Regions from separate parts of the Mus musculus genome. Here region 1 is linked to region 2. A link is a loop called in an ENCODE intact Hi-C map of the cell type or tissue named here. Cell type or tissue: heart. All regions are shown on one strand. Links, peaks and the distances in the headings refer to the core of each region. The heading gives the core; the rest is flanking DNA. Region 1 has its middle 150 kb from the start of Gm46853. Region 2 holds the start of Nr4a3 (nuclear receptor subfamily 4, group A, member 3).

Evidence for each region. Peaks named below come from ENCODE experiments on the same cell type or tissue, not always from the same donor. Only the 100,000 strongest peaks of a DNase experiment are listed, where the experiment ranks them.
Region 1: it touches region 2 in a loop (2.5-fold over the local background); 2 of 42 quality-filtered maps call a loop at or near these places.

What each region holds. Positions count from the first base shown.
Region 1 is chr4:47,800,666-47,816,752 of GRCm38, forward strand. No RefSeq gene overlaps it. Among named protein-coding and RNA genes, the nearest start is that of Gm46853, 150 kb to the right of the region's middle. In heart, for the core only: a CTCF peak has its summit at 7,390; no DNase peak of the experiment used is centred there.
Region 2 is chr4:48,035,768-48,051,854 of GRCm38, forward strand. Nr4a3 (nuclear receptor subfamily 4, group A, member 3) reads left to right here and starts at 9,538. Exons shown (of 8, transcript NM_015743.3): 1 at 9,538-9,949; 2 at 13,185-13,361; 3 at 15,479-16,087. The coding sequence starts at 15,481. In heart, for the core only: CTCF peaks have their summits at 7,809 and 9,067; DNase peaks (open chromatin) are centred at 7,204, 7,574, 9,004, 9,314 and 4 weaker places; H3K4me3 peaks cover 6,048 bases; H3K27ac peaks cover 5,225 bases; H3K27me3 peaks cover 560 bases.

The sequences.
Region 1 (16,087 bases), core at 3,241-11,240, 240 kb before region 2:
TGAACCACATTTTCTGTATCCATTCCTATGTTGAGGGACATCTGGGTTCTTTTCAGCTTCTGGCTATTATAAATAAGGCTGCTATGAACATAGTGGAGAATGTGTCCTTATTACAAGTTGGAACATCTTCTGGGTATATGCCCAGGAGTGGTATTGCTAGATCTTCCAGTAGTACTATGTCCAATTTTCTGAGGAACCGCCAAACTGATTTCCAGAGTGCTTGTACCAGCTTGCATTCCCACTAGCAATGGAGGAGTGTTCCTCTTTCTCCACATCCTTGCCAGCATCTCCTGTCACCTGAGTTTTTTATCTTAGCCATTCTGACTGGTGTGAGGTGGAATCTCAGGGTTGTTTTGATTTGCATTTCCCTGGTGACTAAAAAGAACATTTTTTTAGTTGCTTCTCAGCCAATCAGTATTCCTCAGGTGAGAATTCTTTGTTTAGTTCTGTTCCCCATTTTTTAATAGGGTTATTTGATTTTCTGGAGTTCCCCATTTTTAATAGGGTTATTTGGTTTTCTGGAATCTACAAACCTGAAAGTTAGTGAAATAAGTCAAACAAACCAAAAGCAGAGAACTTCACTTCTATGTTATCTAAAACACAGCAACACAAAGCCTCCTATATCTTTTCATCTGCATGTGGCACCACTGCTCCCTTAGTCTCAAAGCCCAAAGTGAAGAAAGAAATTCAGTAGTTGGCATTTCTCAGAGCACTGGCTTGGCTAGCATGCTGGAGTTACTGATGTGGCTGTAGTCTGCTGACAGAGCTGATGGGAAATGGGCTCCTCTGACAGAAGAGCTTGCTTTCTCTCTTCCGGGGTCTCTCTGTGGCTTGGGTTTTCCAGAAGCATGGTGTTCTCATGATCCCATGCTAAGAAGAAACATGGTGCAGATATGAGACGACTCCATGCAGTAGAATGGAAGAGAGCAAGATGGTAAAGGAGGCAGGAGCCATCTTCAAAATAATCTCACATCTAATTCCAACTTCCTTCCTTCCCCTTCCGTTTCATTCAGTTTACAGTTGGTGAGCACCCGCTGTGAGTCAGGTCCTGTTTTAGGTGCCAGAGACAGACAAGGCTCCTACCAGGTGGAACCACATTCTCCTGGGGATAAACACATAGATAGCTCGCTCCAAGTGGACTCCATATCTGATGACAGGGACATGGGAAGGAAACAGGTATGAGACTGGAAACGCATCAGAATGGATGGTCCAAGAGGCCTCTTGCAAGAGGTGACATTTGAGTCAAAATAAGGCACCAAGATCCATAAGTGCAGGGCTCCTGGAATGGAAGCAACTTGGAGAACACTGCAGCTGAGTCAGGTGAGGGGTATGAGAGAGATCACGCTTTGTTGACTCATTACAGGCAGAGCCATGGATGAGCCATTCTAGATAGAAATATTTTTGGTTTGTTTTTTATTTTTTGTTTTTCAAGACAGGGTTTCTTTGTGTAGCCTTGGCTGTCCTGGAACTCACTCTGTAGACCAGGCTGGCCTCGAACTCAGAAATTGGCCTGCCTCTGCCTCCCAAGTGTTCGGATTAAAGGCGTGTGCCACCACTGCCGGGCTCTCTAGATAGAAATATTAATGCTGGTTTCAACTCCTGTCTATTCCCTAGGTTTACTGGGATCCAAGTCCAATTGCTCTCCCATCACTCTCTGCTAAAACTCTTCTTGGACTCTCTCACCTACATCCCAGATTTATACTTGACTCTGCTTTCTTGCTATCACACTTTAATTTAGTCTTCCTTAACTGCCCAAATGAGTTCTTGAAGACACAACTTAGACATGGCTTAAAACCCGTCCACCGTCCTGTTGCTATTGGATGCGCTCTAAGCCCCTCTTCTCTTTGGAAGTCTGATTAATCTGGCCCCATCTGCCTTTAGAATCTGTCTCCTGGCCCTGAGTATAGACACTATTGTAAGAGGATCAGTTTTTCTGAGATTCATCTATTGCTCTGCTCCAAAACATAAGCTAAGTGGCTGCCGAGGCCATCTACATTCACCACCCAGCATGCATTGGTGAAGCATCTATTTGAAACCGAGCCACTGAAGATGGCAGACAATTCGTTCAGAAAAAGGAAATAAAGTGAAGACAGAAACTGGCAGAGATCATCAGCTCAGAGACAAAAGCAAGGGGCGAGCTAAAGTCAGGGTCTGAAGAGAGTATCCTTAGGGAATGAGCAAAGTGGGTGAAAAATATGAGGCAACATAAAGATCAAGAGTATCTGGCTAGTATAAGATGGTAATACACAAAGAACCCACAGAGTAGCAAAGCTCAAAATGACACTGGGTACCACACAGCAGGGTAACTGATAGGAGGCCCAAGCTATCCAAGCTATCTGTCAGATCCCTTGATTCTTCAGCTATGGCGTCTTTTCTTACCTCCCACTAGTGTCCTGCCTGCTCCAAGACAGGCTGGTCTCATGGAGCCAGACACACGACTTACTATTGGCTGAAAAGGAGGGCTTTCTCCAGGCTAGATGGACTGTATTTCCCCTAGCATGTAAAAGGAGGCCCCAGAGCCTAAAGGTTATGGGTCAGATCCAGACACTTCTTGGGCTGTGCTAATGTGACGCACAGAGATGCTGACAGGAAAACAACCAAGTCCATTTGTTTGACTGCCGTGATAAGTGGCTTGGATCAAGCCTGCAGCTGGACTGAGGAATTGCTTGGAAAGATGTCATTAGGGTGGCCAAGAGAAAGGAATCCACGCCTGGCAGCCAACCTACTGGCCTCTTCTAGCTAAAAATAGCCCTTGCATCCTAGTCTTCTAAAAGCAGTTTCACATCCATCACATGAAGTGGTCCATCCAACATGTCTGTGGACTGAGTACTCTCTTCACTATGTAAGGACAAGGAAATGAGACTCAGAGGACACACCCAAGGTTACTTCAGCTCACAGGACAGAATTTGGGCACAGGTAGTTTCATGATTAATCTCATTCAGCCTTAGGAAGGGGTGAGAGGCTGACACGTGTTGCCACCTGGAATAACTGAAGATGCTAGCTAACTAGTTCCATGAAGTGAATAGGATCTAAAAGGGCACATAGACTGAGATGTCACTGATATGTGATATCCAAGAGTTGTCATGGTGGTGGGAGACGCAAAGAATTGTCATGACCACAGGCTGGGAAGAGGAGAAAAAGGAGGCTTGCTTTTGGATGTGTTCAGCGTTGGAGTACAGATAATGGCAATGTTTTGGTGATGAACGATGGTAACGGGAGTATGGCAAGGGGAGAGTGCGTAAAGTTATCGAAGCATATACTTAAAACGACTAAATGATCGTCTTGTTACGTCTTCTTTAGCACAGTGAAAAATAAAACTAAGAACAAATGACTAATGGTGCTTATTTCTGAATCATAGAGAGCACTCAAAATGAAAGAAGCCCTTCGTCAATAGCTGAGAAATGAGGCCTGAGAGGAACGTGGATGGATGTGGGGTTGGATAAAGCCAGCAAGTGTCCCACGAAAGCAGAAGTATTGCTCCCTTGTCTGAGCCGCTCTGCCCTTGGGGGAGCTCTCGTGGCTAACAGCCTTTAATCTGATCCATTCGAAAAAATACCCTGGGACTCATTCTTGGCTCTCTGCTTGCCCAGCATTCACTCCCTAAAGTGAGTTACCCCCACAGCTTTGGCCATGGTGAAGTTGCCTCCCCAGCTCTGACTTCTCCTCTAACCTCAACATCTCCCCATTGGGAGACACTGAAGCACTTCAAATTCCATCAATATCAAAATCAAACAAAATTCAGTGTCTCCCCCTCAAACTTGCCCATCGTCCATAAATGTCCCCTAGGTCAGTAAATGACAAGGTTGCATGGAGTTGACCTTGAATCTTCTCTCTCCATACCAGCAATTCTATCAAATCCATTTGAAAAAAATCATCCCGTGAGCTCTCCTTAAAGTGAATAGCCCACTCTGCTCATTTTTTTTTGCCATCTATCCTTCTAGTGACCACGAAGAGATTGCCATTGGCTCTTGGGCAGGATTTTATAATAGCCTCCTGTGGTGGCTGCTCTAATGTGCTAAGCAGAGTCTCCCTTAGGATCCAGTTAGTCATTTCCCTAACTGCTGGGAGTTGGGGATGCTAAAGGCTCAAAGTCACAGCCCTCCTTGGGAATAGCCCTTGGAAAGATACTGCCTCATGTGAGGTTGCTCTTCATCCCAGATATCCACAGGAGGCAAGTCTTCATTTCACTCAAGTTTCTGTCCAAGTGTCATCTCATTACAAGGCAGTCCTTAACACTACCTCGAAAAATAGCAATCTCTTTATTCTAGCGCCTTACTTTGTCTTCTTGCCTTTTCCCTTCAGAACATTTACAGCTCTGACACGTGATTACTCATGTTCTTATTTATGGTTCTAGATTCTATAATACAAAAAGTGAGATGCTCACTCGCTCTCTCTCTCTCTCTCTCTCTCTCTCTCTCTCTCTCTCTCTCCCCTCTCCTCTCCCCTCCTCTCCTCACCTCCCTAACCCCTTTGTCATCAGAAGCTCCGTACCTCTGGCACTCAGAACATAGTCTGAGGCACTTAGTAGACAATTTTATTTACTTCTTATTGCTGCTCTAAGAAGACATTGGAATCCTAGTGGTTTAAACAACACAACACGAATTTGTCATCATATGCCATGGATGTCAGAAGTTCAAGATGAGCCTCATACAACTAAAGTCGGGGAACAGTAGGTCCCTTTGCTTAGGTGCTCTCAGGAAAACATTACGTTACCCAATCCAGGTGCAGTCATCTTTGGCTCATGGCCTCATTTTACCATCTTCAAATCTGTTACTGGACTGGAGAGATGAGAGATGGCTCAGCAGTGAAAAACACTTGCTGCTCTTCCAGAGGACCAGGGTTCAATTCCCAGTACCAACATGGCAGCTCACACCTGTCTGTAACTCCAGCTAGAAGGCTTCTGAAACCCTCATACAGGCATACATGCAAAATGTCAATGAACACAGAATTTTAAAAAAGTAAATATTAAAAAAAAATTTTTTAAACTCTGTTACACAGCATTTTCACCCTTCTCTCTGACTCTGAGAAATCTCTTGGCCTCATTCCCTACCTTTAAAAGTTTCCGAACTGTAAGCTGGGCGTGGTGGTGCACGCCTTTAATCCCAGCACTCGGGAGGCAGAGGCAGGCAGATTTCTGAGTTCGAGGCCAGCCTAGTCTACAAAGTGAGCTCCAGGACAGCCAGGGCTATACAGAGAAACCCTGTCTCGAATAAACCAAAAAAAAAAAAAAAGTTTCCGAACTTTACTGGGCCCACCCATACAATGCAGGGTAGTCGCCTACAGAGCCAGCTGATCTTCTAGCCACTTTAAGTCCATCTTGAGCTTCAGTTTTCCTTTGCTACATCACCTACGAAGAGCATATGTCCTAGGGAATAAGACATGGACATCTCTGTGATATCCTTATTCTGCCAACCATAATCTCCAATTAATATTTGATAAATATATAAGTAATTATCTAAGTTAACTCATTCAGAAATCCCTTAGAAGAATAGTTTGTTATTCTTCGATTTTAAAGATATCAGAGAGGTGGGGGATGGATCAGTCATTAAAGTGCTTGCTATGTACCCATGAAGACCTGAGTTTGATGCCCAGCAGCCATGCCAAAACAAAAAACAAAACAAACAAACACAAAAGGCCACATGTGGTCACACAGGCCTGTGACTCCCTGCTGAGGTGGTAAGACAGGAGGATCCCTGAAGACTGCTGACCAGTCAGTCAAGGCTAATTGATTAGCTCTTGGTTTAGTGAAAGACCTTTTATCAAACAAACAAACAAACAAACAAACAAGTAAGTAAGGTGAAGACCATTCAAAGAAGACACCCAATGTTGACACCCAATCTCACACATACATGTACCCCACACGCACACAACACACATGAACACATAGACACAAAATAAGTAAATAAATGTAAAGAGATGGAGTTTTTAAAGCTAAGCCACTTGTCAGATTCACCTGGGCTATAAAAGAGTTGATGAAACTTAAATCAGACAGGTTGGCCCGAGTCAGTGTCTGGCCACGCCCATTCGCTCTATTTTCCTATAGCTCACAAGTCTGTCTCCTTTGTGAGTTTCAGAGTTCCAGAGTACAGAAGCCACAATTGTACTGTGCAGTCCCCAAGCCTAGTCCAGGACATGGCAAATAGAAAAATAAAATGATAGCATTAATTGTAAGGATTCACCTCATACTTGACTTGAGCCACATGTCCTTATAATACTTCCTGTCCCTCAAAACCCCAAGTTGTGTAAACCTCGGTGGCTACAATGTTAGCCCTAATAGTCAAGTTCTGTACTAAAATGTGCAGTTTGAGTCATTCTAAGCTGGAGATAGTTTAACACATCATCGGAGTGGATTTATTTCTGTCTTCTGGTTTGAATCCAGAATCCCCAGTCATTATCAATCATCCCGTCTAATGAATGAACACTCACTGTGAATAGATTGATCCACTCTAGATTAAGACTTCGACTTGACAAACTAGAAAGTTGTGACTTACAAATGCAGAGACCTTCATTTTTCAAGGCATTCTCATATATACATTTAATTCTCGGAACAGAATCACATGTAGAGAAGAACAAGTTATTTCTCTCACGTTATGACAGGAAATGTTAGACTCAGAAAACATGAACAGCTTGCCTAAGGTCACCCAGGGAGGTCTGCAGTCCAGATTTCCTGACTTCTGCTTACACACTCTTCAACTGCGCCGAGCTGCCAAGTAGAACAGTCTATGCCTTTTAAAGGGGATGGTCCATATAGTGCACATGCGCGTGCAAGGCACACACACACACACACACACACACACACACACACACTGATGCAAGGGGACCCTGCCAGCTCCTCCAGTCTGTCTCACCTTTTCTTTCAGTTCACCCAGTTCTCCCAGTTATAAGGTTTACCATTTCTCAGTAAACACAATGAAAAAAAAAAAAAAAAGCTCTAGGAATTAAATTCATCCCATGCAGTGAAAAGAAAACTGGGGGGTGTGGGGGAGTACAGGAAGGGAGGAGGGATAGAAGGTAATTGGCATTAAACTGTACTTTTTTTAATTTGCCATGGAAAAAAATATTTTCACTGACTATAAATTCTGAAACACGAAGGATTAAGAACGGTAATTAACAGGTTTGGGAGAGACCTGTTCTGTTTTTCTTTTTATCAGCTTTTCTAAGGATCTTTCTTATTCCCACTGTGCTTAGAAAAAGATGGAAGAGAGCTCAGACTCTGGGGTAAAGAGAGAAAGAATTGCTGGGCTAACCTCTTAGATCTGTGTGCTTCTTTGTATGACAATGAGGACATGGAGAGAAAAGAATGGTCTCTACTTTATCCACCCTCTGCTGGCTGAGAGGTCCTCTGACTAGCGAGCAGAGCACTCACTGCCTGCAGCTCACCTCTCCCTTCTCCCCTGCCAGATGGCGCTCTTAGAAAAGGACTCTATGCCCCCGCCCCCCAGCACTTGTCCCTGATTTTGGGGACAGGAGCTGCCACAGGAAAAGTATCTAATTCTGCTTTCACATGCTCATGTGGTCAGCAGCTCCAATACAGAAATCAATCTGGGCCATCTTTTTACTACACAGCTTGAATGCAACCATGCAGGCAAGGAAGCCCACCTATTGGAGTCCATGAGGGCTCTTCTGAGTCACTGCTCGGCTGCACTTCTCCTGAATTCTGCCAAATGTCCTCCAAGCTTTAGTGTCTAAGAGGAAGCAAATCATATGCCCCATCCATACAGCATCTTAAGCCAGGGAGAACTTTCCAAATCACAGATTCCTTCCCTTCAACTCTGTTTTCCAAATGGCCACCAAAGCAAAGTTTCTAAAATATACATTCATGTACTCCATGCAGACAGATTCAGTTGGTGTGAGATGCCAGGCTCTTGCCTGTGGATGGCGAATGCCTGGAGATCAAGGCAGGAAGCACCTGTCTTGGCTTGGATGCAGATGTTAGAATAAGCCAACAGTTAGTGTTTCTCACATGCAAGCAATCCTAACAAACATGAATCGAAACAGGTTTAAGAGTGATGAAAGGCAGAAAGTGGCTTGGGTGTGGTGATCTATATAGGTGATAAGTCACCATGGGGACAAGAAAGAAAAATTGACTAGGATAAGAGCTTTCCAGTCAATTGAAAGAGAACACTTGGCAAGTAAAACAGGCTTAGGTGTTAGAAGAGCATGAAGAAGTCCAGGAGGCTGATGTAGTGAGAAGAGCTAGGGAAATGATTCTGTAGGTAAAGTGTTTGCCACACAAGAATGAGGAGCAGAATTTGTAGCCCCAGAACCCATATACAAATCTGGGTGCTTCCTTAAATGTGTCTACACACACCCATAAGAAGAATCAAAATGGAGTTATCCTATTCTGTGATAGCTTGGCCCCTGTTAGACACCAGAGGCTAACAAAAGCCAGGAGTGGCTTACTTCTTATGGAGTTGTCATCTAGAGGGGTCCCAAAGATCCCTAAATAGTAAGGCTGCTTTTGTTGTCAGTTACCCAACAGAACTTGGCAATAAGATTATATTGCTGATGACACCGCACACTTGAGTCATAGGACACTGAGAAATCAAGCTGGTAGTAACTTGGAAACTTCATCCCCACCGGCTGGCTTTTGTAACACTGGAAATGCTATTCATGTTCCTGGAGGAGAAAAGTAATAAGCAATCTTGTTCATCTGTGAACTTTATGATCTACAATAACAACCAACTTGACAAGGAACATCCACTGCTCTAGTGGCACAAATGTCATGGGAGCATATATATTGGATTTAAGGCCCATTCTATAAGATGAAATCCATATGTAACACACCACTACTGGGCCAAGAGCCAATGAGTAGACAGATCATAGTCTCTATGAGTGAAGCTACTACTATTATTTCTCTAAGTGGACATCCTCTAACAACCTATTGATTACAGCCACAGATGAAGGTATCTCTAACCCCACACAGAGAGGCTTGTTTGCTGTAGATGACAATTAACAGAGCAACTCTGCCAGGAGAAACTGACAGCCACTCCATGAGACAATGGCAGCAGAACTGGACATAGAAACTCTAATGTGGTTGTTCCTGGGAAGAGAATGTCTCCATCACTATCTCCATCTGATCCACTACAAGCTGACATCTCTTCTTAATAACTTCCTCCTCACATGTGCAGATCCTTGGCTACATGTAGAATCTCCATTCAATTGCGTCTATGGATTATATAGCTACCTCATCTCCCAATGTATTTCTCCTCCTTCAGTCACTAGCTTGCTTGTTAGAAGCCCACTGGTTTTAGAGGAAGGTGATCCTGACTTTGACCTGAGGATAGTTCTTTGTGATTCGACCTAAGGCAGCAAACAGAGCCAGTTACAGTTTCTGAAATAAGCATGCGGTATAAGTCACTCGGTGACATGAAGACAATTCCTGCAAATGGACCACCTTAGTCCCGCAGTGCAGCTTCCAGAAGCTCTTCTCTCTCTACTTCTTGACCGAAGCCTTGTCCTCGGAGAAGATCAGAGCCCTAACAGGAGAGTCAGCCATCTTTTGGCTGAGGCACCATCACAGAATCAGGTCAGCACTGCACAAGGCAGATGAGAAAGACAGAAGATGGACTTCAAGAATAGATGTAGAAAAAAAGAAATAAGTCAGTAATGACATCTGAACAATTTCTGGACTTTTCTGTCCTCACACTCAATATATTCCTCTAAGGTTTAATCAGATTTGAGCCATATTTGGTTAATGACAATAAAATGTACTATAGATGATTAAGACATCAACCAATCTCTCTCAGGATGTGAGTTCCCGACTCGCCAGCAAGAACGACGCCACAATAGGATCCTTCTGCACACGTTTATTGGGAGAGCATTGACTGCATAGGCGAAAGACCCTGAGCCCAGAAATGGTGCTGCTTATATAGGCCTAGGAGTGATGTGTCCATACCTGATTGGTTATGCTACCAGTACCTCATTAATATGTGTCGGGCCAGGCAGTGACTCAGCAAAAAAACTCTTCTGCACATGCGCACATTGGTTGTTTACCCATAATCATGGGCCAGTGGTAGCCAATGCCATCTTGTAATGGCACATGTGGCTTCCCACATCAGGACGCATCCCCCAGAATCCCCTGTATTCAGACACACCAAGTCATTCACCTTTGATCTCCAAGAACTCAGTGAAGACTGTTCCCTCTTACTGAATGCCCTTTCTTCCAGTTTTCCTCCCTCCCTCCTTCCTTTCTTTTTCCTTTCCTTCTTTCTCTCACTCCTTCCTTTTCTTGCTCCCCACTCCCACCTTATTTCCCTTCTTTGCTATGAGACCGCTTTCTACTGATCTGTAAAACACATCTGGAATTCCCCTTCCTGAAATCCCTCTGGATCCTTTTGAACTTGCCCTATTACTACATGCATCATTGTCTGGCCTGCATTACACTAACTCTGAAAGGCATATGTCCCTTGCCTTACATCCTAAACCCTCTGAGAGGCAACATGTTCTTTGTTCTATATGTGCTTTGCAGTCTTGTGTCACTTTTATATTCAAGTTTGTTAATTCTCCAATAATTCCCCCAAAACATGTTGCCTGTAGCAATTTCCAACATTGTACTCCTGTAATCTTATGTACCCAGATGTTTTATTCAAAAATAGTCAACACACAAAGACCAAAATGGTCCATGATAACAGCTGCTCCTAGAACCACCCAGTTCTTCTAGCTCACCTCCTATGTCATGTCATGAAGTAGAGAGCATACATAAGGAAAGGAAGATGTGGGAAATTAATGGGGAGCACATCTTGGGGCTCAGGTTTCTTTACTCTTGAGTAGGGCTTTCTCAGGGAGAGTTGAACACAATCAGGATGGCTCTTATCTTTGCTGGTTTTTTGTTTGGTTGGTTGGTTGATTGGTTGATTGTTTTTTTTTGTTTGTTTGTTTGTTTGTTTGGTTTTTTTTGTTTCATTTTGTTTTGTTTTTTGGTTTTGTTTTGTTTTTGTTTTTGTTTTTCTCTTTTCCTTTGTTACTCCATCTTTTGGAGCCTTCCCCTTATCTTCCTCCTTATCCATCTCTGATACAATGGATCCAGATATTTGAAATGAGCCACTGGGTGGGTTTAGAAATGTTGGGTGGAGGCAGTCTGTAGATTCTTTAGTGCTGTCTCCTCCCTAGTACTAATAGACTCAGCTTGGCTCCCTAGTTCCTCCTCCAACTCTGTCTGGCAGTTGCCTCGAAGGCCAGTGTGTAGTTGCTGCAGGTCTTGGAGAGGGAGCAAGTGGTGATGGGTCCTCTAGTGTGGGAAGATTTGCATCCAAGATAATGCTGGAGCATGTTCTTTAAAGACGAATTGAGTTTGCAGAGAGATGGAAACATGAGGATGCTCAACAAGGAAGGGTGGAAGGGAATCAAAAGAGGAAGAAAAGCATCCTAAGAAGAAGCAAAACTAAGACTTGGCATGTCTTAGATACAAGTGAATTGGACAAATATATTGGGCAAGGGAACCCATGGAAATATTCCGAAAGCAGTGTCCCACCCCTCTGAAACCTTGCAATGGACAGAGCTCTACAATGTGGCTCCAGTATAACTCTCTGGTGCCAGGCCTTCCTACAATAGAGTGCTCAGTGTGGCATCCATTCTGGGCCAACAGCTCCCTATGCCTCAGACACCACATCTCTCCCACTGCTTACCTGGAAAACCTACCACCATCTTCTACCATCTTCCAGATCTTTCTAAGAAGAACTCAGACTGTATTTTGAAAGGATCTTCTGGATTTTAACAGTGAGTTGTATTGGCTCTGCACAGTCAGCCTGACAGCACTATGGGTGTAGAGCACAGAGTAATAATTTCTGCCTCGCTCACACCCCTCTATCTCCTAAGTGAAATATCCTTGCCCTGACACCTAGAACTTAGAATGTGGCCTTAAATGGGGTCTTTGCAAGTAGAACTATATAAGTAATTCTGATGGTTTATCCAGGATTATCCAGGTGGACCTACACCCAGTGACAGGTGTCCCCATAATAGGAAGGAAGAGGGAGAACTGGACATCAGACTGTGCAGTGATATCAGAAGCAGAGAGAGGAGGAGCAAGCTGCCACAACCAAGGACTGCCTGGGGCTCGCTGGGGTGGAAAGAGAGCAGAAAGGAGTCTGTCTCCCCTGGAGCCTTCTGCAAGAGCACTGCCCTGGGGCTTTGTCTCAGGACTGAGGGAGAATAAACTTCTGCTCCTTAAACCAAAGCATTTGTGGTAACTTGTTGCAGCAGTCTGAAGAAACATACAAATGACCAGAAGTAGCAGGGCACGTGGCTGGGGATACCAACTCATCTTTGTCATCCACAGGTCACTTCCTGGCTTCCTCTCTTGACAAGCAAAGCCAGGAAGGTTAGGAAATCAGCTTGAGTGGGGTTTCTGAAAGAGACAAGGTCATGGTGTCCTCAAGGGAACTGTGGGTGGGATGGACCCCTTGAAAAGCCGCAGAGATGTGGTGACACATGATTTTAATCCTAGTACTGGGGAGAATGGCAGGCAGATTGCTGTAGGTTTGAAGTCAGCCTGGTCTACATTGTGAGCTCCAAGCCAGTCAGGGCTACATAGCTGTCTCAAGAAAGGAAAAGAGAAAAGAAAGGAAAGGAAGGAAGGAAGGAAGGAAGGAAGGAAGGAAGGAAGGAAGGAAGGAAGAAGGAAAGAGAGAGAAAGAAAAGAAAAGAGAAAGGAAGGAAGGAGAAAGGAAGGAAGGAAGGAAGGAAGGAAGGAAGGAAGGAAGGAAGGAAAGAAGGAAGGAAGAAAGGAAGAAAGGAAGAAAGGAAGAAAGGAAGAAAGGAAGAAAGAAAGAAAGAAAGAAAGAAAGAAAGAAAGAAAGAAAGAAAGAAAGAAAGAAAGAGGAGAGATTAAACCCAATGGCTTGCCTTGGGCCTAAGAAGTAGTTGAAGAAATCAGCCTCTCTGGAAGGACTCAGGCAGTATCAGCAGCCTCATAGACACCCACAGGCAAGGGCCCAGACCCGATTTCTCCCTGGGATCCTGTGCCTGGGATGTAATGAAGTTAGAGAAAGCAATTCCCTAAGCAAGGGTGTGAGGTGAGGCCTCTACTCTGAGGTGTTCCACAAACAGCCAGAGCAACAAAAAGACAAAAGGTGTCTAAAGACTTTCCTTGTGTCATGCATGTATTACAGATTTTGCATGGTTACCCTGTGTGCCACTTCCTGAGTCTGGCAAAGATCTCCTAGCATGATAACTGCCCTGCCGATGTGTTTGCTGAAGGCTGGAGGAGCAGCATTGGAGAGTGGGACACTCGGAGGGAACTGGCCTTAGTCACCTTTGTTCTCTCAGACTAGAGAGATGCTGTTCCCATGAGCCATCCTATGGGAGGAAATTCTCCAAGGACGGTGACAGCTACAGAGACCCCAAAGGAGCAAAGCAAAACGAAACCAGGGCCCTGGGACTTTGCAGGCTGGAAGGGCAGATTCACTCTGCTTTTTATAGAGTTTGCTCTGTGAGCAGTGTGGGGAGTAGAGTGGATGAAGAGAACGTGGTAACAGAAGGATCACATTCCAGAATGTTGAAATAACAGTCCAAGGAAAGATGAAGAAGACCAGATGAAGGCAGAGGCAGTGTGGGCAGAAGCACCGACTGGAGAGGGGGCTCCGACTCGGGACACTGAGCTCAGAGCTGTTCTGCTAAAGCAAGAGCTGGCCCAAAGTCAAGTGCTGGAATTCTCCACCAGCTTCCTGCTCCCACAGAGCAGGGCGGCTGCAACACCAAGGTGTTTTAGACAGGAAAGTGTGGACATTCGCTTGTCGGAAGCTTTAAATGTTGAAATGAAAAGAAAGAAATGCTGGGGGAGGGGGTGCTGTACCCTAGCTTAGATATTCAGTTTTTTTAAAAATTGTAACTTTGAAATCACAGACACAGAACAATGTCTGTTTACTCTTCAAAGACAATCCTAGAGCCGTCTCTCTTAATAATGTGTGTAGATATTTGTGTGATTATATGTGTGTGTATGTTAGTGTGTATATACATATGTGTGTGTGTGTGTAGTGTGTTTGTGTGTCTGTCTGTAAACCAGAGGGTGATGCCCAGTGTCTGTCTCAACTGCTCTTCACCTTACACACTGAGTTAAAGTCTTTCACATGAACTCAGAGCTCATTGACTTGCTAGCATAACTAGCTAACATGCTCCGTGGATTCCTTTTCTGACTCCCAGGCTCTAGGCTATAAGGTGCTGGTGCTCTCTCTCTCTCTCTCTCTCTCTCTCTCTCTCTCTCTCTCTCTCTCTCTCTCTCTGTGTGTGTGTGTGTGTGTGTGTGTGTGTGTCTTATCTCCAGACCCCATGCTTACACAGTGAGTACTTTACCCACTGTCATTTCCCCAGCCCCCTCCCTTTCTTTGTCTCTTTGGAGGTATGAGTTCATCACATACCACCAGGGTTCTAGTCCCGTAAAGAGGCACAATTTTCAGTCGAGTGATGAGTTTCCACTGGGCTTGACTGTGCTTTCCTGGGTCTGTGCACTGGAGAAGAGTTTAGAATAGAAACTGGAGCAGGTCATATGGGAGACCAGGACTCAGGCCCTCTAAAATAGACGGTGAGACCTGGCTGCTGGCACAGGAACCCAGAGAACGTTCCAAGGGTCTAATGAACAGAAATAAAAAGTCAAAGAGACACATGGAAGAGGCTGAGAGCAAGGACCCTGAGATAGGCCTCCTAGAAGCCAACACAGAATGGGAACATGCCCTGCAACTAGAAGCTGAATGTGCCCAGTCCTCCTAGCCAACGTGCAAGGTGGCAGAATATTCTAAAGGACCCACAGCTTGAGGTCGGTCGGGTAGGAGTCTTCTGTTTTATAGCACACATTTGAACTATGTGTCCATAACAAGCTTTTACTGATCAGGATTCCTCATTCTGTCTGTAGCCTGGGCTTGTGTGGTGGGCAGGACCAGATGGTAAGAGGCCGCTGGCTGTGAGGTCACACTACCCTGCCTCACCTCCTTGGGCACAGTAGGGCATTACTCAAAGCTTCACATTCTCGACTTGTCAAATGGGGTTGGTTTTTGCAGAGACTTAAGCTCAGAGCGCCACAGCACTATGCCAAAGCCAGATCCTCCTTGTTGGTGGTGTGGGGAACTCCTTCTGGCCCAGGTCTAAATCTGGGGGCTGTAGCCACAGCATTATGACTTTCAGTACCGATCCCATGCCGCCACAGCCATGGAACTGCCCCTCCTCGTGACTGAGCCCTGCGGCAGGCTTTGTAGTCCAGTTTCTCCTTTTCTACTGCCCATAAGCACCTGCATCCCTCCATGACCCAATTTGGATCTCTTCTCACATACACTGAACACCATCCCAAGTCCAGACCCACAGTGGTCTCTAAATATAAACACGCGGGCTTTACCTGGCAACTAACTAAGCCTGGACTGCTGACTAGTGGGCACAGGATGGGGGGTAAAGATACAATCACACCAGTTCTTCAACAAACATGCCTCCCCAACCCCATATGCAAGGTTCTGAGCTCCACTGAGTTGTCTCCAAAACCTTGCAAAATAAAATCATCCCCCACCCCAGGGAAGACCTCTCCATGTACCAGAAAGCTCTAAGTTCTGACTTCCCTCACCTTTCTAATGGCTCTGAGCATTTGAAACTTTAAATTATGGTGGTGTGATTCACCCAGTATTTCCCATAGTAGGCCACTAGTTCCTCGAATTATATATAGGCTCTTTATCATGCCAGACACGTACACTCAGGAATATTTGCTGCATCTGTAAGATACTTCCCCCATCTTCCACCTCATCACCCACAACCCCATTGCTTCAGAGTCAGCAAACTATAACCCACACACAGTTTTTGAAAATAAAAGTTTTTTTTTTACTAGCATTCATTTTATATCAAATTCTCCATTCTATTGAGAAGCTGTGGTAGAGAGACCTTACTTTCTGCATTTCCAAGCCATCTCTTCCCCAGACTTTTGGCCAGCCTGATCAAGAAGGTCAAAGTTTCTTCATGTGCCATAGAGAGACAATAACCAACATCATGTTGTGAACATAGCAAATGGATTATGAGTAGAAGTTGCTCCACGGAGTGCATCCACCTCAGGTTGAGCCTTGAGGTGTCAGGTGATGATGGGGAAGGATGAGGGGCCATCCATACCTGGGGGTGGGAG
Region 2 (16,087 bases), core at 4,153-12,152:
GGGCAGCAGGTGAGGGGGAAAGGGTAGCAGGTGAGGGGGAAGGGCAGCAGGTGAGGGGGGAGGGCAGCAGGTGAGGGTGGAGGGCAGCAGGTGAGGGGGAAGGGCAGCAGGTGAGGGGGGAAGGGCAGCAGGTGAGGGGAAAAGGGCAGCAGGTGAGGGGGAAGGGCAGCAGGTGAGGGGGGAGGGCAGCAGGTGAGGGTGGAGGGCAGCAGGTGAGGGGGAAGGGCAGCAGGTGAGTGGGGGAAGGGCAGCAGGTGAGGGGGGAAGGGCAGCAGGTGAGTGGGGGAAGGGCAGCAGGTGAGAGGGGAAAGGTCAGCAGGTGAGGGGGAAGGGCAGCAGGTGAGTGGGGGAAGGGCAGCAGGTGAGAGAGGAAAGGTCAGCAGGTGAGGGGGAAGGGCAGCAGGTGAGTGGAGGAAGGGCAGCAGGTGAGTGGGGGAAGGGCAGCAGGTGAGAGGGGAAAGGTCAGCAGGTGAGGGGGAAGGGCAGCAGGTGAGTGGGGGAAGGGCAGCAGGTGAGAGGGGGGAAGGGCAGCAGGTGAGTGGGGGAAGGGCAGCAGGTGAGAGGGGAAAAGTCAGCAGGTGAGGGGGAAGGGCAGCAGGTGAGTGGGGGAAGGGCAGCAGGTGAGAGGGGGGAAGGGCAGCAGGTGAGGGGGAAGGGCAGCAGGTGAATGGGGAAAGTGTAGCAGGTGAGGGGGGAAGGGCAGCAGGTGAGGGGGGAAGGGCAGCAGGTGAGAGTCCAGAAAAGGGTACCCACAGCCTGCCAGTGGCACATACATAAGTGACTTGAAGGCCTTGAAGAGAAGCATAAAGGGCCAGAAAGTACAGTGAGAGGCATGGTTGGAGGTCTACAACTACGTAGGAGGAAGCCACCGATGCCAGCACTTATATACCAAGGACAGGGGCAGTGAAGAAAATAGGGGAGAATGAAATCTTGCAAAGGCATCACAAATGGTTCATCAAAACAAAGAGACAAACCAGAGATGAATTCTTGAGGGTGGGGAGTGGGAGTCTCAAAGTAGTGAAGGAGCTGGGAAGATGGTTCTGGCTGTAAAGTCTACGCCATGGAAGCACAGGGACTTGAGTTCAGATCCCCCACACCCACGTAGAAAGCCACACTACCAGTAATGGTGCACATCTATAATCCCTGATCTGGGAGCCTTGGGTGGAAACACCAGGATTCTCAAAGCTCACTGACCAGCTAAGCTAGTCTGGCCCAGTCTGTCAACTCTGCAGCAAAAAACGACAGAAGTAAAGAGGGCTAGACCTCTAGCCACCACCCCGGACATGAACCTACACTCCCGCAACCACACAAACACATGCATAAATTACTTACTTAATTACACACACACACACCTGTGTGGACACACAAAGTAGTGCAACAACTCCTTTGAATGGCTAAATTGGTTCTACATTTGAACACAGGTGTCAGTATGAGTGACCCAGGGACATCCCGAAGTCTCTGTAGGGAAGGCCCAGTGGTGCACAGGCCATGTAGAATGGACTTTCTCCTCACCTCTTGTGCCTGAGCCATGAGTAAAATGACCACAGAAGGCTCAGCAGGCTGCAGGTGGGTAAGAATACAGAAAAGAGAATATTCTGAACAGGCTTCTTACAACCCAGTTTCATGGATTCATCAAATGCTTTCCAGAGCGCTTACTCTGATACAGAACCGTTTTGAGGGCTCAGTAACGTCATCCAAAGAAATAGTCAGAGGCCCGAGACACCGGGAACACAAAGACATTTGAAAAGAGTCTGAGACAAGAGTCTCTCAAAAAATGTTTGAAAAGCTAAAAAAGTCAATTTCACAACTACAAAAAAAGTGTTGGTGCTATGGTAAATACATTGCAACTTCTATCCAGTTTTTTCTATTGTTGCTTGTTAAAATGGTGACTTAACAGGGGAATTTAAAATAATATTTTTTTTCAGAGATTAGAAAAAAATAAGACAATTTACTCATTTTACTACACTTCAATAGCAGAAATCTTTAAAATATGGCTTTCTTCTCTCCTCACCACAGTTGATAAAACAGGAAAACATAACTGGAATAGGGAACTAATCTAGAACAGATGTCAGGCAAGAATTTTTCCAGTACTGAACTATAAACATGCTGAATAAATACTGGAAAATGTACTATGGTTAAAAAAAAATCAGAATCAGTTACTAATTACACGATCTAAGTAGGAAACCAGATACCTAAATATGTGGAACGGGCTCTTTAAAAATAACCGTAATGGACAAACGGTCTTTACTATCCAAACTTGACTTTGACAACACAGAAACCTGCAATCTGCTAAAATTCAGAGCTTTCCAGTGCCTACAAAGCTGGGTTATTCATCCAGAAGATGAATCCAACCACAGAACCAACACGTTCACAAGTAGTCTGCTGTGCTTCTCATCACTGTGCCAGCGTTTCTTCCACTCAACATACTCTTGGATCTTCCCAGTGACCTGCCTCTATGGTCCATTCGATGTGCTCTTGGATCTTCCCAGTGACCTGTCTATAGTCCCCTCGATATGCTCTTGGAACTGCTCAGTGACCTGCCTCTATGGTCCACTCTATGTGCTCTTGGATCTTCCCAGTGACCTGCCTCTATAGTCCACTTTCTGTACTCAGACTCAACAGGTCAGGCAAAGACTTTATATCACATCTCAGCACCATCCTTCTCTAGGAAAAAACCGGAGGACAGATCTGCCCTGGCTGCTACTCTTGAGAACCCACTTGTGCCTAGCATGCAGGAAGGATCAGGAAGGAATGAAGAGCAGCAAACAACAGAATCGGCTCCAAGAAAGTTTGCTAATTTGTATGAAGTCAATTTGTGACTCATCCATATTCAGATGAGTGTTCAAAGACAAATTCCAAGGCTAAATATAAAATGACTTTTGGACTATCCAGGCTTCTGCTCATTTCTAGCTTGCGGACAGGGATGGGGCTCTGATGCTGGCAGTACACTAACTCTCAGACCACTGAGACCCCACTCACTTGATGGCTGGAGTTCAGAGTTCATTACCATGCAAGCCAAAGCAATGTAATAAAATATTACTACCAATGTAGCAGTACTACCGAAAGCAAAGGTGCCCCACAGAAGACTTAATGAGCCTCCTGACCACAGTGGTAACTCGGAAGACTGAGGCAAGGCTGGCTGGTGATTCACAGAATTTAAGTGGTTCAGAAAAGCATTCAACTTTAGGACCTACAAGGATCAGAAAGGGGACTCAACACTGCTGATTACAGATCCTGGCATTTAGGCCCCTAAAAGATTAATGTACCAAGATTCAGTGGCTTCACAGTAGCCAAGGCCCGTCCCTGCCTCTGGGCCACACGGCCTCACACTTTTGGAGAAATGGAAGCAAACGTGTGTGTCAGTATTTTTTTTCACGGCTGGGATAATGAACAAGAATTGAGCAGCCAGGTAAAACCAAAACTGGCTTGTTACACATGAGCAGTAAACCTTCCCTCCTAAATGACTGCAGCCTTCCACCTACCAGGGACAAGGAAGAACAGGACTAAGAATCAAGTAATCTTTTAAGGGAGATTACAAGCCTCTCCTGGCCATGAGCATGGCAGGTGGATAGGAAGCCATTGATGACACTGTAGAATATTATTTATTAGCCCTTATGCCACAAAACAGTCTTTCCATCTCAGGTTTTTACATTTTACAAAATGTTCTATAAAAACCAGAACTCTTCCCTGCGTTGTTTGTCTAGCTTTTTTCTTTGTTAAAGTAAGATTTGCCAGTTTGAGTTGCATGAGCTTGTAACAAGTCATAATCCCCAAATCTTTGCCCACTTCGTCTCCCCACATAACAGAGTGGCATACGAGTCTATTTCAACGTTTGAAACGATAAGAAATTCAAGAATGTTCTGCATCCAACTGACTGAACATAGATGTCATAGTTCCCAGTTTTCTAAGTATTCAAGTAGTTTTCCCCAGAAAGACAGTAACACTTGGGAGCCTAAAGCATCCACAGTTCAGAGTTGAAAGTGGCCTAAGAGAAACCAAACAGGGAGGAAGGAACTCAGAACAGAGGCAGAGTCAAACCAAAAGTCTGCCAGAAAAGAAAAGAAAAGATCACAGCAAAGCTTCCTACGCAACAAGCCAAACTGTCACTTCCTTGTGTCACCACGCAGCTGCCTGTGCTTCTGGCGGGCACCTTGACGAGCTCTGTTCAGTCAGGAATATGAAAAGTTCAGGTAAAGCAAACAGCGCTAGTGTGACCTCAACTTTATCCATCCACGCCAAAAGTGCCCTACCCGTATACCTGCCATACAAATTACTCTGGCAGCCATCTGTCTGCATCCAAGTTAGATAGGGCACATTTTAGGGCTACTTATGATCTGTGAACACTCTTGGGTCCCACAGAATTCTCAGGGATGTGAGGCAGGGGTCTGATGCCTGTGGCTTGGCGGGATTGTAAGCTATGGACAAAAGCGAGTTAGAGAGCAAAAGGAGAACACAATGAAAGACAAAAGGCGCAAGCTGGTTCTTCATAAGCTCATCTTAGACTCTAACAAGTGGGGAAGGAGAAGGCTATCCAGGAAGGAGGGAGGGAGGGAGGGAAGAAGGGAGGGAGGGAGGGGGGGGATAGCAGTTCAGATAGACAGAAAGAGTCTGGAAATAACAGACCTTTGTCTTTGGGGAGACAAAATCCAGCTGCTGAAGCCTTTTGAGGCCATAGGTAACAAAACAAAAGGTGTATTTTAGGAAGACTAATCTGACAAAGATAAACTGATTTGAAAGTTTACAATGGTCCTTGATTCTGGGGCCAGGTACAACTGAAGGTGTGTGTGTATCAGCTGAAGTCAGTAAATTTTATATATACATGCTTGTGTGTGTGCATGCATGTGTTTTGTATAGAACCTCTGCCCTCGTTTTAGAAAATACAGACTTAAAATTCAAAACTTATTTTCATTAGATGACAACTTTTCCTTGCAATCTCTCTCTCTCTCTCTCTCTCTCTCTCTCTCTCTCTCTCTCTGTGTGTGTGTGTGTGTGTGTGTGTGTGTGTGTGTGTGCAATGCATGTAGGTGTGTATATGGTGCATGAACATGTGCGGGTGCACATACATGTGGAAATCAGAAATGGGCATACAACTCCCTCTGTAGCCCTCCACCTTATTCTCCTGACACAGGGTCTCATAGAAGCAGAGTTTCAAGCTGGTTTGGCCAGAGAGGCTAGCTAACAATCTCCCAGGATCTCTATGTCTCCTGTCTCCCAAAGCTGAGTTAGACACAGAGCCATGCATGGCTTTTAACATAGATGCTGGGGATTCAAACCCTGCTCCTCATGCTTGCATACCAAGTGTTCTTACCCACTGAGCCATCTCACCGGCTCTTGGATTATATTTCTTTTTCACCCTTCCTTACTTTTAATAGTAACCATTCTTTACACACTAGTAAAATCAACAAGATTACATGGCATTCTTTTTAGACAGTTGTTTTTAATCCTACTTTTGTTAAAAATAATTGTTTTATATTGAACATACAAAATTTCCTCAAATCTCTTATTTTATTTTTTGAGAGAAATATATCTTTCTTTTTTCATGCAAATTAGCATTACAAATCCACATCAAAATAAAATAAATGAAAGTTATCTTACAAACCTATAATAATTACTGTATAGATAGTTTCTAACAGACTGCTGTTGAAAAAGCAGAAATTACTTTCTTAACATTACAAGCAAGAACATACATGAAAGTCCTTTTTTTTTTTCTAGAGAAAGGACCAAACCTGGGATGTCTTCATTATGCCACCGATTAAGGCACTTATTCTATTTGGTATCTGAAAACAGGAGATATAGTTGTATCCAGTACTGAATTTCACTTAAGAATATTGTAATCAAAAAAGTAATATAGATTTCTAAAAATAAAATTAAATCATTGCATAGGCCTCACAGAATATTGTTTTCTATTTGTAGTAAGTCTGGCCTTTAAAGTGCAGAAAAGAATAGCTATGAACATATACTTTAAAAAGTCTGTCTGGCTCATGGAAAGAGCTGCCTTCATTAGGGACCTTGGATGGAGCAGAGGAGGGTGCCCAGACCTGGCTCTGCTTTCATGACTTTTCTTCTGAGTTTCAGAAACTTGTCAGTTATCAATAACCACTGCAAACTCTCCCACAGTGAATCCAGCTCTCCACCCTAGGCAGCCCCAGCTAGGAACAGTAGACTAGCTCACCCTGACTGAGCATTAAGGAACTAGGGCAGGTGACCTGAGTGACCCTCAGGACTGGAAGGATATAAAATAAAGCACAAGAAGAAAGTAATGTAAAAATAGCCAGGATCGGTCCCCAAACGCACACCCACTCAAAGATCAAATCTGCTCCTGGAGATTCCCAGCTAGCTAAGGGTGAAATTTATTTTTTAAGGTAAACTAGGATAAGTGTTTCCCCCCCAATACTACTACCCAGAAATAAAAAGCACCGTTTATATAGAGTCCTAAGTGCTAAGAGCCGGAGAAGATCCTCCTTCAATCCAGGAGTGTCCATGATACCGGGGGTTTTGTTACCACCACACACATAAGTGGCATTATCATAGATCCGGTAAATTACTTCTGTCTCAACTCAGGACACCGGAACCCTCCAATTCACATGAACAAAGTTAGTGACTTTATAATAAACCGAGTGAGCAAGGACCTTTCACATATTAAATTAGAAAATGGAACGCATTCTATAATTCCATGGAAAGATGTCATGTCTCCTAAAAATTGTACCTAATTTTAGGGTTCCTGAATTGAGTGATTCCAGTTCTGCATGAGATTTTAAAGTGAAGGAGAATGGGTGGGGTGCAGAACACAGATGAAATTTTTACAGCATGGAAATAAAATTATTTTTAAACCTTCTTAAGGGTGAAGAGTTAGGCAAGAAGTAATACGTGGAAAACTGTCAAGTGCTTCTCTACACACCCACCCACCAGATACCATCGCAGCCGGCTGGGGGAGTCTCCCTCTTCTTGCCTGACAGCTTCACTTTCTTTGAGGTCTGGAACTGGTGATCACACTGGTCCGTCATGGTATTTTCAGTTAACAAAGCAGTTACTCAATAGGGGGAAAAAGGCACAAAGGATCGGGGCAGCTGCTGCTGCACCCATGATGCAAGTGCAGGCTGAGCCCCGGGCCGCCACCGCCGCCTCGACTCCTCCGTGACGTCCGGGATGGGTATCCCCGGCTCTCAGGAAGTGGTGGCCGCAGGCAGCTCCGCCCCCTCGCGAGTCGGGGCTGGTCGGGCAGGCTCGGTGGCGGGACCTGGCCCAGAGGCTTGCAATGCCCGGGCGAGCAGATGGGGAGGATCGCGCTCGGCCTTCGGGGCGCGCGCACCCCAGGCAGCGCGCCTCGCTCGCGCCCGCGCCTCCCTTCCAGCCCCCTACCCTCGGCCCCACGTTGCCGGGCATCAGACAGGGTCGAACCGAGTACAAGATGGCGACTCGGCAGTCCGCTCTCCGGGCAGAGTCGGGGCGCCCCTTAGCGCGGCGCGCGCGTGCGCGCGCCCGACGTCCCACTAAAAATAGCTGGGACCCGTCTATATTTGGTTCGCCGGATCCCGGCGCGGACGCGCGCGTCCCACCCCGCCCCGCCCCACGCCGCGCCGCGCTGAATGGAGACGGGAGGGGGTGACCGAGGGGAATCTACTCCGCTATCTGCCGCGCGCGCCGCCGCCTGGGCCCGGCCAACCGCCCAATTTAGAAACATCGCCTGCGTCAATCACGCGCCTCGCGTGCGTCAGCGCCGCGCGGCTCCAGGTCCTGCTCCCCCAACCCCCAGCCTTTGAATGGATTCAATGTAGGAGCGCCCTCCTTCCTTCTGGGCTAGGATGGGAACGCACCCGCAGCCAGGGGGCTCGGTTCCTCTGGACTGGGACAACTTTCGGAGCGTCCGCTCACGGTCTTAAGCACACCAGCCGGCTAAAGTGAAAGTGGAGGCGTAGACAGAGAGACACACTATGCATGTGTTGTTTTGTTTTTCGAGTTTCTGGTCCTAGTTCGAACCTTCTTAGATTCTGAAGCATGTGCTATGACTAGGGGATCCTATTCCCCCAACTTTGCCACCCACACGCTCAATTGTTGGGGCAGATCAAAAGAAAATGCCACTTGAGATTCTAGCAGACCACTGGAGACCGCGTCTGTCTGTGTTGTTTCATTCTAACGTCTTCGTAAAAAAAAATTTTTTTTTCTGAAAGAGGTTACTTTCAGTTAGCAGCAACCTTTGGAACTAAGAGTTCTTAACTCAAACATGTTTTGTTTTGTTTTGTTTTGTTTTTGTTATTTGTTTTGTTTTGTTCTCAGCAAGAAAGTGACACCCTAAATTTTTTTCCAGGAAAAAATCGCTGTCCCTTATACAGTCGCCCAGACTTTCTACATACTTGGAAGACAAATGTACCTCCCCCCCCCCGCCCCCCGCCCCAGGAGACCATAGTTAAGATCCCCTAGAGACAACCTAATGAATCCTGTTGACTGATTTTGAATATTTCATTTGAGAGGTGGAAGGGGAGGCATCTACAACCCTCAAATGCGAGTTGAGTTCCATGTCTGACCCGGTGCTGGGGAGTAGAGGAACAGTCAGACTCACTCAGCTGTTCAACACGTGTGGTGTGTTTGTTTTATATATAGTTTCTCGTGCAGCGCGCGCGTGGCTGGATGTGCACTTCTTTGGATTATAAAGCGTCCAGTCAAGAACCTCACACCATAAGTAAAAAGAAATAAAATCTTGTCCCTGGAACTGTCTGCATCCTAGGGTGAAACACTAACAGCATGACAGGAGGAAGAGGCAAATTAGCCTAGGCGCAGAGGGCCAGAGGGACGTAAACAGCCTTAGAACCATTGCATGAGGGAAGCACAGCTGCACCTCTGGGAGTCTTCGGCCTGGTGCCAGACTCCTTCAGCTGCGACTGCCAGGTCACTCGGAGAAGCTGGCTGGCGTAGCCTTCCCTTTCGGAAGAGCTGTCCTCTCTCTTACCCCCTGGACCTGGCTAGATGCCTCGGGGCAGCCTCGGAGGCGAGCCAGCAGCACTCCTCCAACTCTGCTCCACCCGGAGCCTGACAGCTGGGCGGTCCCGCCTGACCCGCGGGCGGGCTGCGGCACCCTCTGGTAGACCGGCGCCCTGGCAAGCGGCTCCCGTGCAGAGGGGTTGGCCGCGCGAATCTGAGAAGCCTCAGGGCTGGGGTCCGCAGCTCCCCGTGGTTTCCATTGTGCGGCCGTGAGAATGGCCGGAGGACGCGCGCACGCGCGCGCGCACACACACACACACACACACACACACACACACACACACCCTCGCACACGCGGAACCGGCTGGGCCAGGGGAGGGAGGAGGAGGGTGACGTAGCGTCCCATGTCGTCACATTGACGTCTCGCATTCCAGGCACTCTATGGAGAGGCTGCTAGGGCTCCTGTGGCATAAATGACGTGCCGAGAGAGCGAGCGAACGCGCAGCCGGGAGAGCCGAGTCTCCTGCCTCCCGCCCCCCACCCCTCCAGCGCCTGCTCCTCCTCCGCTCCCCATACACAGACACGCTCACACCCGCTCCTTCACTTGCACACACAGACAGACACACGCGCGCTCACACGCTCCGCACACACACTCCACTCTCTCCCGCGCGCTCACACCCCTCTCACCCGGCTCCCTCGCCAGTGTCGCGCCGCGCCGCGCCGCAGCCGGACGCCCCTCCAGGGCTCACTTTGCAACGCTGACAGAGCCCGCAGTGTCCGTGGAGGTGGGAAACGTGGCGACATCCTACCCCCTGGTCGCAGCCGGAGACTGGATGCCTGCGGAACCTCTCGGCGGCGCTCTCCCATGAGTTGGGATCGCAGCATCCCCCGCCAGCCGCTCACCGCCTCTGGGAGCCGCTGGGTTTGTGCACCGCAGCCCTTCCGGGACAGCAGCTGTGACTCTCCCCCAATCCAGATTTCGGGGTCGCTCTCTAGAAACTCGCTCTAAAGACGGAACCGCCACAGCACCCAAGTACGTACGATATGCCCAGTTAATGTGGGGACTTGCTTAAAAGTTGGCGCGCTGGGAAGTGTCGCTCCTGAAATTGACAACTTTTAATATGGGGTGGCCCCCTCCCGCCGCCTCCCCTTTCAGGTTTTCTCGCCCAGCTACCGGTGGGTTCCAAGCTGAAACTTTTCCCTTGTAGCTGGCCCTCAGGGACTCTGAAGCTTGTGAGATTCCTCTCCCCACCCAAAGAGGCTAAAAGCCTCTAACAAAGAGGAGGACCTGGATTTGTGCTGTAGCTGCTCCAGCGTCGTAATTCAGGGTATTTCGGCTCTAGTTGTCATGGTAATGATGCTCTCGGCGGCGGCGGCGGCGGCGGCAGCGGCTGCCGCTGAGGCAGAGTTGGAGCCCCGGTGATGAACGGCAGTAATTTTCCTGCCTTTTAAGTGGAATTGGAAATAGGGACTCTGGTGGGTCCGAGTTAATGTGTCTAATGGTGAAACGGAGCTGGTTGTCTGGGAGAAAGCTTAGGAGGGCCAGTGCCTGGGCAGCAGCGGCCGGAGTTTGCAGAGGCTCTGGAGGAGCTCAGCAAAGAGGGTGTAATTGTAGGAATGCGGCTTATTGTATTGAAATGAGCCCCGGGCTCCACTAGGCACGTCTGCCTGGCGTCGCCGACTTGCTGGTTTACACTTTTCCCCATGGAGGTAATCGGGTGTAATTGCCGACTCTCGCGCCCCGACACGCGTGGGGACCAGGTCCCTCTTCTCCAGGCCTTGGCTGGTGTGGGAAAGGCTTGTGTTACTTTTCAATGAGCTTTCGGAGAAGTTGCTCCGAGTGTTTTCTTCTTAGTAGAAAGGAAAGTTCTCGATGGTGAAAAGGGGAGCCGAGCAGCGGAGCGCAGCCGGCGGAGACTGGCTTTCAAAGGCACCTCTCGAACCTGTTGGAGGCTTCCGGCAGTCATGCGGGAGCTCATGAGCATTGGTCCCTTGATTTCCAAGAACGTTCTTGGAGCTGGCCTTTTGTTTATGTGCCCGGCTTCTCCCGAGGGAAGAGCCGCGGGGACTGTGGTCAATAGTGCTCTGGAGCTGCTTATCCTAGGGCCTGGGAGGGCTGGGAGAGAGGTTACAGGGTTCGGTTCGGCCATTCCTCCGCTGTTCCAATTCTGGAGCTCCTTTGCCAACAATCGGGAAATGTTTCTTATAGAACCAAGTTGGAGAAAGAAAAGCTGCCCAACGCGCATACTGAACACAATGAATGAAATTACTTTATTGGAGTTGTTTTAACCCAGCAAGATACACATAACGCCAAAGACTGCCGGGGGTGGGGGTGGCACCACTCCCTCCCTCCACAGGCACCCCCCACCCACCCCCAAATCCCGGACCCAGCACTCGCTCACAGAAATTCTCTCCCCCCCCCCGGGGTTTGCCTAAGCTCCCTCGGTCTTTCTGAGAATCTCTGTCTTTCCCTTTCTGCCGGTCTCTCCTCCACCTCTCTTGCCCCCGCCCAACCTCCGCCCCCGCTCCCCGATTGGAAACTCCGCGGAGGAGCCCAGGTCACAATGGTGTGTTTCACGGTTTCCTCCACACACTTCACCACGGGGAGAGGAACACGGGGGTGTTCCCTTCGTCTGCCCCGGAGAAAGAAAGGGGCTTTGACAGAGGTAGTTATTTCTTCCTAATTTACAACCCCGAGGCTCTGTGCTCCGGGCCCCAGCGGCCACGAGCCGGAGCGACAGAACGTGTTTCCAGGCGCAGAGGCTTTACCTAGGTAACCGGCCAATGGGGGTGGGGGGCGGCCGATGGGGTGCTGGGCTGGGCTGGACGATGGGCGGTGTGCCGGCCTCTGAGAGGAACCCCTTCCCTGGGGAGGCGCGACCCCCGCCCAACCGAGTTCAGAGGCTGCCCCTTAGAGAAAAACTACTCTTGAAAGGCTCCCAGAGAGAGTGGGCATAGGAAACCCAGTAGAATAGGGGGTGGGGTTGCTGGAGGAACCCCCCCCCCCTTTGAAGATGCGAGAGGAGGAGGATGAGAAGCACATGCTACAGCTGTGGAAAGATCCACTCGTGCCAACGCTTCAGCGAGCGCAAGGTTTCCGTCGGGGTACCTTGGTTGGGGATGGCAAGGGAATCCCCCATTTCCTGGCCATCGAGAATTTCCTAGACCTGGGAAACCCGGGTCTCTTTCTCTCTACAAGCAAACTCTGGGCGCCGGAGTGGCAGGAGATGAAACTTACCCCTTGGCTCCAGCGTTCACCAGAGATCTTTTGGTTAGTTTGGGGGTTGGGTTCCCCTCCAAGGGGGAGGGGGCAGGTTCCTAACCTTTGAGGTGTGCCCACCCCGAACAAAGGGGGGCGCTATAAGCCGAAGTTAGGGGCAGCTGGAGCTCTCCTCCCTGCCAGTCAAGCTGAGCTTCCAACCACAAAGTTTCACTAGGCTGTGCACCGGGACTTTCGCCTGGGAGCCGCTCTGAGCGCCCTCCGGAATGTACCCCCTCTGAGCCACCGGGTGGCCCTGAGCCTTGAAGCCGCCCACCCTCGGGGACACCGCCCGCTGAGTGCAGGGGACCTCCCTCGGTCCGTCGTAGCAGCAGCCAAAGCTGTCTGCGGAGCGCACGGCTCCCAGCACAGGCCTTTCCTCTGTGCCCTTTTGTTTGCTTGACCCCTGGCCCTCGAAACTCTCGACTAATAGAAGGGAAGATCCATTAGCATTTAGAATGAAAAGCGCAGACTTTCTTAATTCCTCCGGGCATTCATGCATTCGTTCCGGACCTTGTGCATTTCCTATGCGGCGTGTAAAATTTGTGTTTGAGGAGTGGAGGCCGTCGGAGTTGAAAAATGGCTATTTTCTTCAGTATACTCCCTGACGCCACCACCACCCCCTTATTCGGACTTCTATTCGTTCCTCAAGTGCCCCCCTTCGGTCTTCCTGACTTCGCAAGCTGGGAACCAACAGTGGGTGTAGAAAAGATCAATTTCTTGGCGACGACCATGGGGGGGATTTTAGCATCAGATCGTGTACCACAAAAGAAAGGGCTGTGAGCTTACTGGGTGCCAGCAACCTTCCCTTAGCTTCCTACGACGGTGTGATGCTTCTTGCCCAGTAGCTCCGTGAGCCCTAAGCACTTTCACTTAACCTTATGACAATTCTTTGTAATTATCTAGTGTTTCTACAGGTCCCCCACCCCCACCCCATTCACCCAGTCCTGGGAAAGAGGACCCAGCTTAATCTTACCGCAATCTCTGTTCCCTTTCTCGGTGCCTGCAGAGCCCACTGCGGGAGAGCGCAGCCCGACAAGCCCGGGCGCTGAGCCTGGACCCTCAGCAGAGCGGGCCAGCACAGCGGCTGCTGCTTCGCCTATCCCGACGTCCCCGCCTCCTACACTCTCAGCCTCCGCTGGAGAGACCCCCAGCCCCACCATTCAGCGCGCAAGATACCCTCCAGGTAGGTCTGAAACCCTTTATCCTCCCGAGCAAGGGAAATGGGTGGAGAAACCAACAACCAGCGGGCAGTCTGGTCAACCTGCCCAGTACCAGCATGTAGGGCTCCTGGCCCTACATTTCACAGCACAGGTGGCTTCTTGGCACGAAGCTCCGCTGTATACCACACCCTATGCTACTACCAAGCAGAGCAGAGAAATTATACGAAGCATTTCTCAAAAGTATGTTTCCTAAGAAGAAAAGCATATATTCCAAGAGATCAGGATATGCTGTTTTTAATGGCTTTGTTTTTGTCCTTTTATACTCAATATATTCATTTAAGGGATCACTTGGGGAGATAGGGAACATTTTTATTGATCTAAAACCCAAACGATTTGTGAGGCAGGAGTTTGGATGATTGAGGCTCAGAGGCAAGGGAAACCCATGTGAGCTACAAACAGAAGTAAGTATAAAGGCCTCAGATTTAGTTTACACAACCTCTTTACAAATTTGGTAAAGGTAGAAGAGGTGGGCCTGGGTAGGCACCAAAGATACACAGATAGAGTCACTCTCCTGCTGGAGACTTCAGAAAGACAAAGAGCAATAGGGAGAGGACAGAATGGCAGGTGATTCCGAGGGATTCTTAGAGATGCAAGGGAGGGAAATGAAAAGGCCAGGCTGTGTGTCCCTTCTTTTAAACAGCTTCCATTTCATCCTAAGAACTAGACACCAAGCTCCTTTTAATCCTTTAACTCCAAGCTAGCTCAGGAGGCCTCACTGGAGAAGGCAGGCATGAACTGGCCACTCCTCAATGCTGCTTCTTCCAACAGGCCCTCAGCACCTTTTTTCACGTCAAGATCTCATCCCATACACGCATGACTCAATCAGCTTTGGAAATGTGGGTAAGAGAAAGATGTCAAGGGAAATGTGAAGCAGCCACTTTTCTGCTAGTCACACCTTCACACCCCACCCTCCAAGAAGAAGTGAAGCACCTGGGTTTGACTCGGAAAAACCAACCACCAGAAACTCCCCATGTTACCACTTTGACTTAGCCATAAAAAAGGAAAATTATTAGAAAAGTCATCCACAAGAGACAGTGACTCTCAGGGCCTTCTCACCTACTTCAACCTCTGTGGTTATGGCAAGCACCCCTAAACCAGTTGCTTTGGGGTCCAGCCTAGGCAAACTGGCAGAGAGACTTCATCTGTTTTGAAATTTCTCTCTTCTCTTCTCCCCACCCCCTTCACGAGAAAATACTTAGATTAATGTGCCTGTTAGACAAGCGGTTAGCTGTTGTTATAAAATGGTTCTAATCTTACTATGTCAGAATATCCTATTAGTCAGAATTGGGAAGTTTATATACATCTATGCATCCGCACACACAGTATATAGGAGAGAGCAGGTTTGGTGGGTGTGCTGTTACAGATGATCTTTTTCTTTGCAGATGGCATCGACTCCCCCAGTCCATTTCCTGGGCCTACGTGCCCACCTCGCCACTTAAGCTGGCTGAAGTCATCAGTAGGGGTCCAGTTTGTGCAGGCTGCTAATCCTGTTTGGAGGAGTGGGTGGGGAACAGCGGCCACAACTTGTGTGGGCAGCCTTAGCTGGCACTCATCAAATGTTAGCATGTCACTGCCTCCCTTGTACTACACAGGACATCTTTTTTTTTTTTTTTCACTAACTCACAGGTTCACCAATCAACATGTGTAAGTCTTGGGGGCACCAATGGCCTCCTCTCCAAATTAATTAACAAGACATTTCCTTCCTTTCCCTATGGCTAGGGAGACCACTCCAATGGTTTTTGGGTTGTTGTTGTTGCTGCTGCTTGGGACTTAAACTAATTTTTTAAATGACCTGGGCTTATGAGGAAAAGCATCTATATCCAGATTTGATGAACAGAGCAAGGGAGGGAAGATGGATGTAGCCATCCCCAGGGAGTCCATTTTTATCGCCCCTGGGGCCCCTTTGACAGTCAGGAACTCAGCTGTCTTCCCAGCCAGGAAGAAAGTAAGCTAGGAGCATTCAGTCTTTGCCAGCAGGTGGGAGAGGATACCACTTTCTTGTTTCCTGATTCAAGAGCAGTGGAACCAGCTGCAGATGGAGTGTCAACTGGCTTCTGAGCCCTTTTCTCTGTCCCTGCAGATATGCCCTGCGTGCAAGCCCAGTATAGCCCTTCACCTCCGGGGTCCACTTACGCCACGCAGACTTATGGCTCGGAATACACCACAGAAATCATGAACCCCGACTACACCAAGCTGACCATGGACCTCGGTAGCACGGGGATCATGGCCACCGCCACTACATCCCTGCCCAGCTTCAGTACCTTCATGGAGGGCTACCCCAGCAGCTGCGAACTCAAGCCCTCCTGCCTGTACCAAATGCCGCCTTCTGGGCCTCGGCCTTTGATCAAGATGGAAGAGGGTCGCGAGCATGGCTACCACCACCACCATCACCATCACCATCATCACCACCACCACCAGCAACAGCAGCCGTCCATTCCTCCTCCCTCCGGCCCCGAGGACGAGGTACTGCCCAGCACCTCCATGTACTTCAAGCAGTCTCCGCCTTCTACACCGACCACTCCAGGCTTCCCCCCGCAGGCGGGGGCGCTGTGGGACGACGAGCTGCCCTCTGCGCCTGGCTGCATCGCTCCGGGACCGCTGCTGGACCCGCAGATGAAGGCGGTACCCCCCATGGCCGCTGCTGCGCGCTTCCCGATCTTCTTCAAGCCCTCACCGCCACACCCTCCCG